Linked DNA regions of Mus musculus: region 1 is linked to region 2. Evidence: chromatin loops called from intact Hi-C (ENCODE). Cell type or tissue: left cerebral cortex. All regions are shown on one strand. Links, peaks and the distances in the headings refer to the core of each region. The heading gives the core; the rest is flanking DNA.

Region 1 (5,378 bases), core at 152-5,151, 56 kb after region 2:
AACTGTGGGCTTACAAACCAGCACCTGCAAGAGTTGCCAAATGATTAGGAAAAATGCTATGAGGTGAATATCCGAACTGAGGATTGGGCAATGAATACACTTCTCAAAGGAAAGAGACAAGGGGAAAATCACCTCCTCTGCTTGCCATCCTCAATGGCATGCCTGCCTTCCCAGTCTCTATGTCACAGCAAAATCAGAGCTTGCATCCCCCAAGTACACGGCACATGAGTACCCTCAGGATTGCTGTCCCGAGAAATTCCACAAGACGTGAAACTATGAGAAACCACTTTGAGTCACAAGCCACCAATCTCCTTCAGAAAAGTACTCCAAATGCTGAGTCGGAAAGCGCTCTAACAGAAACTCCACGGATGGACTAACCTTGACGTGGCCAAGGTCCCCCGTCTTGCTGCCCTCAGAAGGGTTTGTGGGTCTGCTCTCCACTCGGGGCCGCACCACCTGGCGGAAAGGACTGGACAGGGGAAAGCCGCTCACGCTGATTCCATCTAGAAAGGAAGACACAAATCCCAAGTCAAACACAATTGTCTGTTTTGTGAGGCAGGGTTTGGTTTGTTTGTCCAAGAAGTAGCAGGAAGGGACATGGTAGTCTCTACTCCCTGGTCTAATTACAAGGTGGAAGGGTGTTCATTTACACTGACAACACCACCCCTCGGCAGGCAGCTTCCTTCTGGGGACGAGTGTGGGGAAAGTGGACTTGCATGGAGAACAACGACCCACAAGTTCCAATGGGGCTCTCAAGGAACGATGCCCTCGGTAAAGGCCCGACCAAAGGCTGGAGACCAGCTGCCAATGAGACCAGCCACTGCAAAGGGATGAGAAGAGTCTACCATTCTGCTTGCCATGTCCCATCTTGGCCCCAGCTTTTCACTCTGTGACAACCATCACTGATCCTCCAACATCCTCCAAGTCTAAGCCTTCCATAGTGCCTCCTTGGTACACTAACTGAAAACAATCTTTCCCTCTGACTCCCAGCACTTTCTATGGCCTGAGATCTGTTCCTACTATGTGCTACCCAGCGCAGAGGCTGAGCATGAGGGACCAAATCAAGGAATACCGGGTACTGGAAAAGAGGGAAAATACCGATCTGCAATGCCTTGGTGCTGGAAAACTTTGGAACATGTATACTTTGCATACTCATACATACATGCGTACACACACACACACACACACACACACACACACACACATATACAAACACACACAATTTGCCTAGAAACCTCAAAAAGCAATCATCTTAAAGCTTGTGGCCTCTTCACAGGCTGAACGGCTGTGCTTTCTAACCCAGTGGAAGGCAGAGAAGTAAGGCAGCAGCATCCATGGGCAGGGGCGTTTCCAGCTGCGGCTGGGGCAGAAGCTTGAGCGAGAGCAAAGCTGGAAGTGGCACAGGGCAGCTGCAGAAGCAAAAGAGACAAGCTGGGGAAAGATGTCACAGGAGATACTGGGAAGGAACTCTCTCCCACTGGGGAGCTGGGGAAGAACAGACAATGGCATGGAGCATCCCACCTGTGCTTATGCCAACACAGGCAATCACAAATAGGATACGCAGAACGGATTTGTCTGACAATTAATAGGAAGACAAGGGCAAAAAGTCACAAACAGATGGAGGCAGCCTACCAGGACCAAGGAGCGTAGAGATACTATGTGGATGGAGTGCATGCAAGAATGGTTAGAGTTGCAAATAAAAATGAGCTTGTAGCGTGAACTTCACAGCTACCGTTTATAGTGTTCAATCTTTCCATTAGGAGAAAGGCTGTGGGCAATTTCAGGATGTAATTCTGAAATAATACTTCTCTTGAATTCATCCACAATATCACAATCATCATGACAACTGGGAAATGACAGCTGAAAGCAGCGCTAGCCATGAAGAGAAAGCAGCTGCTCTGGCCACACCAGCAGAGCCAGCCTACAAAGGCATATTCAAGAACTGGCAAGGTGCGTGTGCCCGGCTGCAGAGGAGCTGGCCTGAAAATTGGGGAACCAGGAGGAAAAGGACAGCTCTCAACATGAGTGAACATCATCCAAGCATCAGAACCATGGGTGGTACAGACTCGACCCTAGAGAGACTCTCCTGCACTTCTCCAATCTTTGGACTCCAGAATTTGCCCTCCGTGTCTTCCAAGGTTTTCAGCCCTTCTGCCTCAGACTGATCCATGTTCCTCCAGAGTCTCCAGCTCATGGGCAACCTGTTGCAGGGCTTTCCGCCCTCCACAACTATGTGAGCCAGTTCCTATTGTACCCAGCAGCAGCCCCTCCTCTCTGATGAACCCTGGCAGATCTGATAACTGGTCATGCAGCAGGCACAAGTGCATGGGGGCATCCAACTCGTTCCACACTCCCTGTAAAGTGGGCATTGCCATAGTGATTGTACGCATGAGAGAGCCAAGGTTCCAATGAGGTGACTTCTTCAGTATTACACGGCCCATCAACACATAGCTAAAACACAAACTTGGAACCACCGGCCACCCTGACACAAAAGCAACATCCTGAGCTCACCAGCATCCCCAGAGGTCCAAACTATATATATATATATATATATCAAAACACTACCAAACCTATGGTTAGGGCTTACAAATGGCTTAGCAACCAACCCTAGTGACAGGCTATGTTTTTTTTTTTTTAACGTGCTTCTAGAAAGAAAGAAAAAGATATGAACGAACAAGGAGATTGTGTGTATGTGTGTGTGTGTGTGTGTGTGTGTGTGTGTGTGTGTGTGTATGGTAACAGATACCTAAAATAAACTTGAATAGAATGTAACTAAAATAAAATACACTTGCAAAGGTAAAAGAAAGCAAAGGGTGTCTCGTGGGAGTCTGTCAGCGTAGGCTGTTCCAGGTAGAATATTTTTCAAAGATGCCTTCTCATGTATTCATAAAATCCATGGATGCCAAAAGAGCCCATCTGGTTATCATAAAATATGCTCAAGAAAACCAGAGCAGTAGAAGCAGTTGGCTAAAACGATGAGCCAACACTCATCCTTAATTTCCGTAGAGAAAGCATGTTTGTTCATTCAGAAACTCCGCAGTGTGTTTAGGAAAGTAAAAATATGTCTATGGTGACAGTGGAATTGGAGCAGCACGGTCCCCAGCCTCCATGGACAGCCTCATCCGGACACTTCTCTCCCTCCACAGGTGCACACAGTGATGGCACCAGACCTAAGGCCTTCTGCCCTTTCCAGTGTCTGGAGGCTTCCCATTGTCTGCCTGAACACATAGAGTGCTCTGGGGTTCCCAGAAAAGTTGTAGCTTGGGGTACAGTAGCTACTGATATAGGTGGTTAAGTAACCTTCTTTCCATAGAAGAGGATAGATTAGTTCCAGGCTTTATATATATATATATATGTGTGTGTGTATACCCACAAACACACACACATATATATGATTACATATCAAGCTGCTATTAAATCATTTCTTATGGAATAAGATGTCAATCAAAAAAGTGATGATTTTTCTTGATGCTACAACAAAACCATAGAAGGAAGGTAGTTTGTAGCTGCCCTGGAGTGAGACATGCAGAGTTCTCTGGGGAGGCCACTAGTGCAGAGTGGTAGATGTGGCCACAGGTAAGCTTGCTCTTCCTCCTTTTCCCTGTGTACTGTCACTGAATGGCCCTATGCTCGCAGCCTGGGGTTCAGCAGAGACACCAGTGGCTTGCTAAGCTCTGATGAGATCCCGCTCTGCTTCCCACGGGTGGGTACGCTTCTTGCCACCTTTCTGATGAACACCCTGGGAGCAGGCTGCTAAGGGCAGAGGCATCAACACGGTTGTTCATCCAGAGTCCAGGGCTATGTGTGAATCACATCTGACGGTGTACCGCTTCACAGTTTGCTGACAGCTAAAGCAGGGGTTGCCACTGTGGCCTGGGATTACTTTTATCAGTGGGCCGCTGCTCTGCAGTCGGCTGTGTTCTCTCCCATGACCTGCCCGCTCCCCTAACGCTGTCCTCTGAGATCGGAAGAGCTGTTCAGCATCCCTGCCCTGGTCTGCTGTTCTCTTGTGAGAATAAATATGGATTTTTGGAGTTCTCAGTCTTATTTTTTTAAAGAGTGGTGTGACTCATCCCAAAGCACCCGGAAGCTGAAGGCAGCTTGCTTGCAGTCTTAACACAGGGGTATATCTCTTTCTGTCTTTGGAATTCCTAGATGCCTCAGTATTACCACAAACATGTGTTTTGGTTTTGATTTTTTTTTAAAAGAAAGCCTGAGATTTTGTTGAAACTTGGCTTTTCCTTGGTTTAGAAAACATAAGGACGGAGAGAATATTTAACAGTGCCCAACACACTCGCCTGGCATGCAATTCAGTTACTTCCTGCCTGTTCTCACAGGGTCTTCATTTGTGACCAGGAGATCACACCGGTCCTGCTGTCGACATGCCCCTGTGCCAGCACAAGCCCCCTGAGAATCTGTCTGAATGCATGTCGCCCTACTGTGCTTGAGAGGGCAAGTCCAGGATCCTTGTCTCTGAATTCCCAGGTTCTGCCTACCTGCCGCCTACCTGGGTGTCCCTTCCTCACTCAGCCCTTGCCCCCTCAGCCTCGAGAGCTATTCCTTGGTCTCCTTTGAAAAGCCCTGCTGTCCCCCTTTGTCATCAGAAACAGGGGTTCCCCCCCACACACCCAGGGCTCCATGAGAACTTTTCTACCTTGACCCACGCTGCCTTTGTGAAGATGTTCTCATCGGCCATCTGCCTTCAGGGACCAGACACAACCTCTACCCAGTTCCCGGTCCTGTGGGCTTTTGGTCCTTTGGGGAGACAGGGGAGCTCTGACTCCTAAGTTGCCCATTCCCTAGCTGGGTCCCCATGGCAACCTCATTGCTGCTTTCATACTTGTTGCCCCTTTCTCTGCCTTGTGTTTTATACAAACAGGGTGGGCTGCTGCCTTCTCCCCAGCCAGTGTTAACTTCCTTGGTGCCTTCTCTTCTCTGCCCCCTTAGCCCCTTATAGAAGGCCTCCAGGGACGAGAGACTCTGGGCCTGCAGCCCTAGCCTCTTCACAGTCTGACCATCCCATCTAGGCCTTGAGTGGTTCACTGGTGACTTTGAACAGATGTTTATTCTCTTCTGCCAACTTTTTTTTTTCCATATTTGAACTGAAACGGGGGGGGGGGGTATCTTAGATTTTAATCCTGACCTATGATTGCTTTTGGGTTGTGTTGGCCATTGAGTGTTGCTTTTGTTTTGTATTCAGTGGGCTGTCTGCTTTTGCTCCAAAGGAACAAAGCTAATGTGCTGGACTGCCTGCCCATCGTTATATTTAGCCCTGCCACCTACCTGCCTTCTGACTCACAGACAGTCATTTCACAGCGCCGCAGCGTAGCCATGGGAAAGGTCAGCCTGTCCCTGCCTCCCTGGGGCTCGTAGGAGAG
Region 2 (5,378 bases), core at 102-5,101:
ATCAAAATTGGGAGGAAATTTGGGAGGAATTGTCAGCCGGGCGTGGTGGCGCACGCCTTTAATCCCAGCACTCAGGAGGCAGAGGCAGGCGAATTTCTGAGTTCAAAGCCAGCCTGGTCTACAAGGTGAATTCCAGGACAGCCAGGGCTATTCAGAGAAACCCTGTCTCGAAAAACCAGAACAGAAAGAAAGAAAGAAAGAAAGAAAGAAAGAAAGAAAGAAAGAAAGAAAGAAAGAAAGGAAAAGAAAAAAGAAAACTTGTCTGCTGTTGACAAATGACAAGCTCTTGGACACAGAGAAGCCACAACAATACTTAAGAAAGTTATGAGATTTCACACATAGCAAACTAGCAGCACACAGGCAATAGTAGACTCACTATGTTTGTACATGCTGACAAGGAACAATCTGAAAAGAAAATCAAGAAAGCAATTCCATTTAAAACAGAACATGAATTAAAAAGTTCAGTATTAAATTTAATAACTTAAAAAATTCACACTGATAATTGTAAAAATGTTGCTAATCAACTTAAAGAAGATCTAAATAAGTGGAAAGGCACACCATGTCCACAGATTACCTTAACTATTAATTCTCGTTGTTGTTGCTGGTTGACAGGCTCTTACTAGATAGCCCAGGCTGGTCTCAAACTAGGCACCTCAGGGTTGGGATAACAGTTGTGTTCTACCATGCCCAACTGAGGTTTATTACTATTCAGATGATGCTATCGCTCGGAGGTGGCTTGAATGAGAATTCAAATGAGAATATTTGAATGCTTGATTCCCAAACCATGAACTGCTTGGAAGAATTAGAAGATGTGTCCCTTGCTGAAGGACGTATCTCTGAGGGTGGGGTCCGAGGTTTCAAGAGCTCATACCAGGCCAAGTCAGTTTCTCTCTGTGTCTATCTCTGTGTCTGTCTGTCTCTCTCGTGTGCGCGTTTGTGTGTGCACGTGCGCACACGTGCGTGCATATACACTCACTTCTTTCTGTGTGTCCCTGCAGATGAGGATGTAACGCTTTCAGCTGCTTCTCTAACACCATGCATGTGTGCTTCCCATCATGATGCTGAGCATCCAAACGTGTAAAGAGGCTCCCGATTAAATGCTCTCTTCTCTGAGTTGCCTTGGTCATGGTGTCTCTCTGCAGCAACAGAACGGTGACTAAGACACTCTCAAAGCAAAATAAAGATTGAACACATTATCTACCAAAATCCCAGCAGAAGGTGGTGTTAGTTTGGGGGATTTTGTTTTCAGAAGCAGAAACCTGGTGGACGTGAACAGGAAGGACACCAGGCAGGAAAAACAACATGGAAAACTCAGCACAGATGAGGGTCTCTTGTTTAAAAAAAAAACAAAAACAAAAACAAAAAAAACCTTAAAATCTGGGTTCTGCCCCTTGTACCACAAAAACAAAGAAATAAAGAAGTCTTACAAAGGTAAATAGAAAAGGATCCAGAATTTCAACTAATAGAGCAGCTTTGCCAGCCACCATGGTGTTTTAAAGTAGCATCCTCAAAACTTGGCCAGTATGAATAGAAGTGCTTCTACTGAACACCGGAGCTGTTTCTGAAGTCCCTGCTGATTTTGCTTCTGGGAAACTGACACCAGATAATTTAGGCAACTATTGTTGTTTGTTTGTTTGTTTACATTGTGCACAATGTAGCCTCAGCCTCCCAAGTGCAGGGATTTATAGATCAGAACTACCACAACCAGTTTAGGCAACCTTTTAAAGACTGGAAATATATAAATCTTGATATTTCACCAATAAAACATTGATGAAGAAAGTACATATTCCTGAACACCCTGGCCGGTGCTACAAAGTCTGATTAGCCTCTTTCTAAATGAATGAATGAGTGAAGCACTTTTGCAACACTGAATGTCAAGATGGATGCCCAAGGAGAGCCCGGATCATCTCTGCTCCTCAGGTACCCACGGCTGTCTAGATGTTCTCAAAAGTGGCCCTAGGCACCCTGGAGTCATTTTACTCCTATGGGTCAGTTCCTTCCCTACTACAAGTGGTATTCACCAAGATTCTTTCTCAAACACACGTGAAAAAAGAGACTATGCATGTTAGCCATTTGTAGCCCTTTAAGATTGCCTGAAAGCCAAGAAGCACTCAGTGGTACATACACCCCCTGCTCACAGACCCCATGCTGGGCTGGGTTGTCTCCCTAGTCCCAATACTGCTAACATTGAGTCCTTGGATCCACCCCATGCCCTCTCTCCAAGCTTCTGCCTGCTGTTGCCTGGGAAGCTAGCCTCCACCTTCCACTCCATTTCACACAGTTTGGTTTATAAAAAGCTGAAGTTTCTAAGTTGACATAGAAATAGCTGAGTGAGCGTTCCTACTTAGAGGCAGTAAGCCCTGTGTGGGCATCCCAGTGAAGACTGCAAACTCCCAGGAAGGAGGAGAGGCTGTGACAAGGCACAGAAGCTTCAGGGTTTCTCAAATGAAACCTCCCTTAAGCCAGCGGGTAGACACACAATCCGCCAGTATATTAGTCCTCTTGGGAGGTGCTAAATACTTCTTAACTGATTTTTTTTTTAATCTATGCCAAAAGGCCATTAATTGTTTCCTGTTTTCATCCATTTGGTCTTCATTTGTCACTAAGAGCGCTGTACATCAGCAAAGCCCAGTCCCCATCCTCGTAGCAACTCACAGCCTGATGCTGCAGGCAGGGGAAACCAAGGGAACTACAACCTGTGTAGGCATCCGTGTGCCCAGGCAGGGTAGCAGCTGGGTGCCAGGTGAGGGAGGGCTGGGTTAGCTAGCAATCAGCCCCCCTGCTGCAGAATCCCTACCCGGTAATCCTCCAGCCACTCCTCCCAACCTGCTGCAGAATCCCTACCTGGTAATCCTCCAGCCACTCCTCCCAAGTTCTGAAACTGTGCTTTACATCCGAGGCACTGTTCACTCCAAAGACCTATGTTATCCGAGGCACTGTTCACTCCAAAGACCTATGTTTGCCAATTAAGGGAGAGGTTCTGAAGACAGAACAGATCTGTTTTGCCACTGTGGGTGGGGGCTGTATGTCTGAGAATGCATGTGCACAGGTGTGCATGCCACCTTGTCTCCACCGAGTGCCTGCAGTGGTGTGGCATTTAACAATGGTGTGAAAGGTTCTTTCCCAAATCACTGGCTGAAAGATAAAGGAGTTCAAAGACCCTCCCTACCAATTACAAAAGGACAAAGTGTTCCCCATTCAGATTCTACACAGAAACACCTTGTATTCTGCAATCCTCTGCCTCCAGATCCTTCAGCCCATTCACACAGCCATCTTCACAGAAGAAAAGTCACAGCATGGGAGATGGTAACTCCTAGCTCATGCCCTGTAGATATTCCTTGCCACAGCCACTGTCTCTGAAGCCTGGGGGTCTCCCCTTCCCCAAGCCATGGGCTTTTCTAGGTCCTACTTTTCTTTCACTTGACTGTACCAGTTAGTTATCAGTCGGTGAGGGTCGGTGCCAAATGGCTAATTGTCTATATCTCTGGCCAACATTTCCACTTTCTATTTATGATATTTACTTCATTCATCACTCTTAGCTCATCTGCCAACTATAAGCTGCTATGGGTAGAAGAACCAGTCAGGGTTCAAACGCCATGAGTGCCTCCTACTAAGGTGTGTTGAAGGCACGAAGAACTGGGAATTCCATTTAGCCATGGCTCTCATCTTTCTGTGTGGAATCCATGAGCCCTTCCAGACATCAGGTCTGTACATGCCCTAAGGAGTGCTAGCTCAAGGTCTGCTGTGTGAATTACCAGTGAATGAATGAATATTTGGAGGAAATACATACAATTTCTTTTCTTAATAACTTAGTAGCTGTATTGGGGAGACCGTGATAGAGAAACAAGAACAATGGATCTTTAAGAATGCTTGTCTATGATTTAAGCTTTGTTAGTGATGGGCAGTAGCTACAAAGCTATCTTTAGTATCATCTGCTTAAAGGGCAAGAATGGAGACCATCTGTTAGCGGCAATCACTTTTGCTGCCCATTCATTTATAAAGTATACATATTACTTAGGCATAAAATGCACTCCTTTTTTTTTTTAATTTTTGGTTCTGAGTACATATATGTCTTCACATGCCACAAAGCACCCTGGGGGGGAACAAAACATCCTATGGAGAGACTCTTCCCAACCAAACGGGTTAATGGTAACCATGGCAACTGCCTCCAAGAATAGCATCATCTGCAGTAGCATTCATGCTGGGACCGTCGACAGAATGGTTATAAATATACCTATTAGCAGCCTGAACTGAATCTTTAAACAGCACTGTTGGGAGAAAGGGTACCTAAAAATAGCTCCCACGCTTGCATTTGAAGACGTGTCCTCAGAAAAACCGCATCTTGTGCACATACTTTCACACACACAGGAAGATTTTTTTTTTAATTTTCTCTTTTTCTCTAACAATGGGCACCAAAACACTGAAGAAGCATGAGAGACAATGCAGAGCTTTATGGCCTTCTAATTTAATTGCCTCATTCCAAAAAACAGCCTCCACCCCCAAACAGAGCAGGCCAGACTTAGCAGTCAGCAGGTGACAGGCAGGGAAGGGCAAGGTGGCCCCAGAGCCTGCACAGCAGGGTGACCCACAGGCTCCACATACCATGCTCACAAGGAAGGCTGTTTCTGCAGTGACCTCACAGGAACACTGGAGAGAGATAACAGCTACTCCCAGCAAAGGGCCAGCCACTTCCCACATCCACATGATAGTCCTGTGCTTTGTCCACTCTATGCAAGCAATCGTCTCCAGTGTTCCTGAGGCTTTATTCACACTGTCCCTGAGGATGGCGAGTCTGCATACACGACAGGAAGTGAGAACCAGATGGTTACAGGCTTGAACTTTGGCTCAAACACATCATTACTTTTTTCGTATGAATAAATTAACATCTCCAGAGCTCATTTCTTTACTGCTGAAGAAGACTGGTAGAGACTTAGAGTACTGCTACAGGAAGTCAGGACAGAGAAATCTCAGTGCCCAGTACCAGGCATACCCACCCTATGAGTTTCCCTCCTTGCCTTGATCCCCTTCAACTCACAGACCCCAGCACTCTGAGAGCATGGGTCACAGTGCCTAAACAACAGATCTACAGAGCATGGCGCCCATCTGAAAAGCAGCTGCCAGTCAATGAGCTACCCAGGCATAGCATGGGTGGGACAGGAGAGGGAGGAAAGGAAGCCACACCTCTTAAGCATAAAGGTGCATGGCTATCTGCCCAGTAGTTATGAAAGATAAATATTATAAAACAATATTCTGTCACTATGTGGGGCCCAGGCATTGGTCAACCAAAGTGAAGCCAAACAGGCACAGCTTCCTGGTCACATCTTTAACTTGTGATCATCCTGGTCTCCACCCCGTGTGCTAGGTACCAGTACATCACA

What was found. Hi-C counts contacts between places; a loop is a spot of excess contacts. Peaks named below come from ENCODE experiments on the same cell type or tissue, not always from the same donor. Only the 100,000 strongest peaks of a DNase experiment are listed, where the experiment ranks them.
Region 1: it touches region 2 in a loop (2.2-fold over the local background); 2 of 42 quality-filtered maps call a loop at or near these places.

Annotation. Positions count from the first base shown.
Region 1 is chr15:72,903,179-72,908,556 of GRCm38, forward strand. It overlaps Trappc9 (trafficking protein particle complex 9), which reads right to left. Exons shown (of 22, transcript NM_180662.2): 16 at 379-503. Among named protein-coding and RNA genes, the nearest start is that of Gm31665, 66 kb to the right of the region's middle. In left cerebral cortex, for the core only: no CTCF peak of the experiment used is centred there; DNase peaks (open chromatin) are centred at 2,936, 3,812, 4,056 and 4,380; H3K27ac peaks cover 1,180 bases.
Region 2 is chr15:72,847,722-72,853,099 of GRCm38, forward strand. All of the region lies in intron 16 of Trappc9 (trafficking protein particle complex 9), which reads right to left. It overlaps Gm41343 (a long non-coding RNA gene), which reads left to right. Exons shown (of 3, transcript XR_001781663.2): 3 at 999-1,113. Among named protein-coding and RNA genes, the nearest start is that of Gm41343, 19 kb to the left of the region's middle. In left cerebral cortex, for the core only: no CTCF peak of the experiment used is centred there; DNase peaks (open chromatin) are centred at 2,330, 2,900, 3,470, 4,244 and 1 more place; H3K27ac peaks cover 2,876 bases.